2 separate regions of the Homo sapiens genome follow, and region 2 is linked to region 1. A link is a contact called in ENCODE Hi-C or POLR2A ChIA-PET data. All regions are on one chromosome and are shown on one strand. Each heading gives the region's core, a stretch centred on a gene start or an enhancer-like site at or near the end of the contact. The rest is flanking DNA. Distances are from core to core; before and after follow the strand shown. Region 1 holds the start of DLEU1 (deleted in lymphocytic leukemia 1). Region 2 overlaps INTS6 (integrator complex subunit 6).

Region 1 (3,124 bases), core at 140-2,639:
CCTGTAATCCCAACACTTTGGGAGGCCGAGGCGGGCGGATCGCGAGGTCAAGAGATCGAGACCCTTCTGGCCAACATGGTGAAACCCCGTCTCTATTAAAAGTACAAAAATTAGCTGGGCGTGGTGGCACTTGCCTGTAGTCCCAGCTACTCGGGAGGCTGAGGCAGGAGAATTGCTTGAACCCGGGAGGCGGAGGCTGCAGTGAGCCGAGATCGCGCCACTGCACTCCAGCCTGGCGACAGAGCGAGGCTCCGTCTCAAAAAAAAAAAAAAATTACAACTTTATTATCGTTAATTGTCCTATCAGAGTGCCCATTTTTTTTGAAGGTAGACAGGTTTGCCTAGATATGGTGCTTCTACTTACCAGTTCTAAGACTTTGGGGCAGATTTCTTAATCTGAACCTCAGGTGTCCTCATCTGTAAAGTGAAGATAATACCTACTTCATAAGGCTGTTGTGAGCAATAAACACGATTAATTCGTAAATCATTTATTTAGCACAGTGCCCAGCACACAGTACACAGTCAATACGTGGTAGCTGTCAGTATACCAACGTGTTGCACAACAGAAACTCGTCTTTGCTGGATTCAGTTCACTTATCACGCCATTAAAAAAAAAAATCATCCTAAGTGACACAGAAAAACTGCCCATTCCTATCTCAAAAAGTTTATGAACAAGTTAAGACGGTAAGAGAAACTGAATTCAATGAAAGCGCCTTCGCAACAGGCAGCTTAGGACCGGGAAGAAGGGCTTCAGCAAACTTAATCATTAACTCTAGGCAGGCGCGCGCGCACACACACACACACCGTTGAAGAAGGAGACCACGCCTCCTGTGTGGGCTCAGGTTGAATCGTACAGCGTGGTAGAGAACTCCAGGGCTGCTGAATCTGACAGATGTGGATTCATCCACTTCTGTGCCACCTGTGCTGTCTTGGGCAAATTACTTAACGTCTCTGAGCCTAGGTTTCCTGGTCTTCAAAACGAGAACAGTAATAGTTCCTACCTGGTAAAGTTGTTCCGAGGCTTAAGTGCGATAACCCCTGTAAAGCGCTGGAGAACGGCAAAAGCTCTACAAGCCGGCAGGGCGGTTTTAAATGCACGTGTATCCATATACAAGGTCTCATTGATACATTCCGTTGTTTGGAGTTTAGACACTGGCTGTAAGACGTTTTTCTTTTCTCCTAAGCAGGACCCGTATTTGTTTACCTCCAACGTAGACTAAATGCCTGTGGGCTGGTAGCTATAAGACGACCCCTCGGCCCCACAACCTCTAAGTTCACTTCACCTCCGCGGCTTTGCAAAAGCGCTACACGCACGCGCAAGAAGCAAGAGGACTGCAACCGAAGAAGCAAAGGGAGAGCCGTGCACCACGATGATTCTGCGCATGTGCCTGGCGGGAGGAGGGGGGAGGGTTGGAGTTTGCGCATGCGTAAAAATGTCGGGAAAGCAAGAGAAGGGGGGTTAAGAGGCGGTATTGACAGCTGTGGAGGCAGCCCGCGTTCCCGGCATTCCCTGGGGCGGCGGGGTTGGCTCTAACGAATTTGAATGAGGAGCCTCAGCGCTTTCGGCGCCATTTTCGAGTGATGCCTGATCTCATCAATCTAGCGGGAGAGACAGGATAACCTGTCCGAGAGTATAGCGCCACTATGACTCCGCCGGAAAAATTACTTTAAAAATCGCCAAAAATTACTTGGAGCAAAGGGCAGTCGGCGGAGCTTCGCCAAGGCTGGCGCAGTCGGTAAGAGCCTGAAGAAGTAGCAGAGCGGGACTCGGGAGGTGGCAGTGGTGGGACCCGCAGGCAGTGGTGGGTGCAGGGAGTGGGCGCGGGGTCTACTCTCACTTAATCGCGAAAAATCCGAGGAAGTAGGGTTAGGGGCAACTTGGGCGTCTGCGAGTGGGCGGCGGCGGGCGGAATGTGGCGGGAGCGCGGAGAGACGGGGCTGTGGGGGGAGGGGAGCTGCAGTTTGAGCGGGACGCGGACCGGCTGCGGCGGAGCAGCCGCCGCCCAGCGGATCTGTCAGCAAGACCCCCCGCCCGGGACCGGAGCCGGGGACGGCGCACTGCGGGGTCTCTGCAGGCGGCCGCTCCTTGACAGGAGGACTGGACGCGCGCCCCTCCCCCATTTCCGAACCGGGCCGCCTTTTCTCGCCGTTTTCTCGACCCGGTGATGGCCGTCATCTCGTGACAAGAAACTTAAGGTCGACAGAAAATTCAGGACCCGGAGTCATGGGTCCCTCCGGTGGGTCGTGGCAACAGTCCCCCCCGCCACCGCCCGGCACCCATCTATCTATATTGTCTTTTGACGCTGAAGCGTGAGGTGCCCCAGGAAAGAGTTTCCCAAGCCCTGGCTGCCCTCCCCCGGCGCGCTGGGTCCCGGTGAGGTCTCTAGGTAGGTAGGACTGGCCGCGGCTCGCGCTTCCAAGATGGGGCAGGGGCAGGCTTTTGAGGTTGTAGCGGGCTCTTAGGAAAGATGCTGGACTTTAGCTTCTTTCTGGGGATTTTTGTCATTTGCTCTCGCAGCGTTGTCCTTTCTCAAAGGGGAGGAGTGTTCACGGGTGAGATGAAAGATGGGGCTTCGAGCTAACGATTTCCTTCTCGTGGCTATTTCCTCCGAGTCGCACTTTCTTAGAAGACTTTTTTCTTCTCCGGTGTTTGAAACATGTCGCAAGGAAAAAAGCAATCTGTGAAACTATTAATGTTTTCCTCCCCCAAAAGTCTTTACCCGGACAACTTAACGGTAATTTTGCGATCCCCACCTTTTCTTGACGCTGAGGAGGAGGGACGAGAGTTGTTATTTGTCTTTCCCTTCGGTGATTTTTTTTTTCCCCCTTAGCTGGTGGTTTCTATCAATTCTTACTCCACAGCTCTTGAGTGATGTGAGCCAGTGACGGCATTAACTTTAGGTAATACTTCTATGGCCTTTGTAAAAATCCCGCGTTAAGGATGTATTAGATCTTGAGTTCTTTTCCGCGCTGGAGGCACCACTAGATTAACCCTTTGCCGGTGTATTGCGTGTGGGGCGCACGGCTCTGGGTTGCAAATATTCCGGAGATGCTTTCTGCAGCAGCTATTCTGTTCAGTTGTTCGCAAAGAGGAATAACGCTTCCTGGGAACCGCGGTGACACGC
Region 2 (2,905 bases), core at 149-2,648, 1.3 Mb before region 1:
CATTCTGTTGAAGAATATTAGTACTACCTGCATCATTTCAATGACATTTTTAGCACCAGAAAAAGATTCTCCAGAGATGTTTTGAGTATTTTGGAAAAAGTTTAATTCTGGGCCTCTTTCTCTGTGATTTGAAGCACTCACAGAACTCAGTTATTCATGTAATAACATTGATTGCTAATAACGTTGATTACTAAATTTAAATGCTAAAGCTTGTCCTAAGACTTAACTTTTTTTTTTTAAATGAACCACCTATATTAGTAAAAAAAAAAAAAAATTAAGTATGTACCATTCCCAGTGTATGCACATTTTTAAATTTAGAAATTATATATGTGACTACTGCATTAATATTATTATGTTAAAAACATATATTAAAATAGAACTTTAAAAAGATGAGAGGAAAAAATTTATACAAAGGAAATTCTGATCTTTGCTTCTTGAATAACATGGATCATGATTTATACTAGGGGTCAGCAAACATTTTCTTTGAAGGGCCAGATAGTGAACATTTTAGGTTTTTCAGCCTGTATAGTGTGTACTGGAACTATTCCACTGTTGGAGGGCAAAAGCAGCCATAGACAGTATGTTAAATGAGTGAGAGTGGCCGTGTTCAATAAAATTTTATTTACAAAAAATAGGCTCTGGGCTGGATTTGGTTGGTGGGCTATAGTTTGCTGATCGCTGGTGTATACCCTGTTTTGTAGACTACTGTTCTAGACCTTGGAGTTGTATTGTACTACTTCTGTTAGATCCTTTTCACATTAGTTTTAGAGAGTGGACTTTATGGAATTGATTTTTCCTTTATGAAGTGGGTAGAACACCACTAGTAGAGAGTATTCAGTTAAAGTGAACAGATGCTTATTGAACAGTAGTGAAGTTCAGATGCAGGGTTAGGTACTGGCTCATGAGTTTGATATGAGAGGTACAGTTATGGCATAGTGTAAGATGTAAAATTATTAAAGCACAAGCTAATAAGATGGTACAGTTGAGAAAGTGAGGCCGGAGCTGGCTCTAGGAAATGTCTTGAGTTGGATTTTGAAAGGTTAATTCAAGTTTGTGAAGTAGATGTATGCAAAGACATAAAGGTCACTGAAGAGAGTTTGGGAGAACTGTATGTACCTCAGTATTGATAGCTGGCAAAGTGTTCAAGAAAAACAGCAGCAGGAAATGAGACTAGATAGATTGGCATGGCACGTCCTATATTCTCTGCCAAGGAGTTTCGACTTTGTCTTACAGATTGATGAAAACCTTATAGATTGAACCTTACAGATGGGAACCTTATGGATTGAAGAGATTTTAGTAGAGGAGAAAGTTATTAGATTTGCATTTTAGAAAGAAGTAGCGTGGACTATACAAAGAGCAGGTTTTTTTGGCACCTCATCTGTTTTCACTTCCTCATAAAAGAGGACATGATTGTAGGTTGAACTATACCAGACATAAAATTAAGAAACTTGGAGTGCTATTTAGCAATAAAAAGGAATGAATTGTGACATGCTACAACATGGATGAACTTGAAAAACATTACCCTAGATGCAAAGGACCTCATATAGCATTATTCCATTTATATGGAATGTCCATAAAGTTGATTAGTGCTTGCCTGGAAGTGTTTGGGAGACTGACTGCAAATGGGCACAGGGATCTTTTTAAGATGTTGGAAATGTTCTAAAACTGCATGGTGGTGATGGTTGTACAACTCTGTAAATTTACTAAAACTCGTTGAACACATAAAATGGATGAATTTCTCAATAAAGTTGTTAAAAAATTAGAAAGACTTTACCTTTGCAATTTGTTGGGGTAAAACTTTGTTGAAGAAAGTATTTCAGTATTGCAGGTTGTCAAGTGATTGCTCTTTCCTCTGAACAAATATTGACCTTAAACTACTAGAAGCTAAAAAAAAGTTTTGATTTTTTAATCAAAAATTCCTTTTGGATGTACATTGGATATTCCTAAGGATACACATTTTTAACTGTGGAGTGTAACAATAGGAACTAACAATAAATAATTGGGTTGGCATTAAGTTTTATGGGATTCACTTTGACTTTAATAATTTTTTTTGAGACAGGATCTTGCTTTGTTGCCTAGAATTTCTTAATTTTCCTTTCCTTAATAAATATGATATGAGGAGAACCTTCTTCATTGCTTATATTGGATAATAGTATTAAAGTTAGAAATAGCCTAAGGGAAATTTACTTGATTTTTTTTTTTCAAGGAAATATACTAAAGAAAAAGCTGATATAGGATGCTTTTAAATTTATAAATTGTTTCCTCATAATCTTAACAGTTATAGGAAATGAATAAAGAGAATGCAAAACAATTGGAAAATGGTTAATTTCATTCAATAAATATGTATTTAGGGCTTACCATGTGCCTAGGCACTGTTCTTAGAAACAGATTGTGAAGGACTGTTACTGTATTACTTTCTTTTATTCCTGGCTACTAAAATAATGTATGAGGTTGAGCTTAATTATTTTAAAAAATGTGTAAACTTAAGTGTTTAACTTTTATTGTTTACAAGGTAATTTCACATCTCCTGTAATTCTCAATTCTGTGACGGTGAGGAAAATGTCTTAGTAAGGCTGATTTCTACCTAAGAGGCAGAGCTAGGACTTGACTGTTTGTTTTATTTTTTCAGGTCCATTGCTCTTTACACTCTAGTGTGGGATTAAAAGAAAAAAACAAGCAACAGTATTGTACTGCATAAGGACAGTCATATAGGTCAGTGAGATAGAATTGAGAGTCTAGCAGCAAAACACATACATTTATAGTCAGTCGATTTTTGACAAGAGTTAAGACAGTTTAATGAGAAAAGAATAATTTTCTGGCCGGGTGCAGTAGCTCACGCCTGTAATCCTAGCACTTTGGGAGGCCAAGGCAGGTGGATTGCCTGAGCTCAGGAGTTCGAGACCAG

The links. Hi-C counts contacts between places; a loop is a spot of excess contacts on that map. ChIA-PET counts read pairs that join two places held with the same protein, here RNA polymerase II (POLR2A). Pooled maps may share reads with other maps.
Region 2: a pooled map shows a loop between it and region 1 (2.8-fold over the local background). The contact joins the enhancer-like site here to the promoter of DLEU1 in region 1. A Hi-C loop is called at or near these places in 1 of 50 pooled maps. POLR2A ChIA-PET finds 5 or more read pairs at or near these places in 2 of 52 experiments (OCI-LY7 and activated naive CD4-positive, alpha-beta T cell).

Annotation. Positions count from the first base shown.
Region 1 is chr13:50,080,434-50,083,557 of GRCh38, reverse strand. DLEU1 (deleted in lymphocytic leukemia 1) reads right to left here and starts at 1,389. Exons shown (of 7, transcript NR_109974.1): 1 at 1,001-1,389; 2 at 364-416. All of the region lies in intron 1 of DLEU2 (deleted in lymphocytic leukemia 2), which reads left to right. RefSeq lists enhancers at 465-1,260, 2,878-2,937 and silencers at 1,418-1,467, 1,868-2,087, 1,951-2,245.
Region 2 is chr13:51,417,669-51,420,573 of GRCh38, reverse strand. The region is part of intron 4 of INTS6 (integrator complex subunit 6); the gene reads left to right. Among named protein-coding and RNA genes, the nearest start is that of INTS6, 34 kb to the left of the region's middle. Within about 2 kb of position 1,398, at least 3 of the 41 ENCODE cell types and tissues checked have a DNase peak (open chromatin) inside an H3K27ac peak, as active enhancers do; they include OCI-LY7, where a contact is called at or near this core.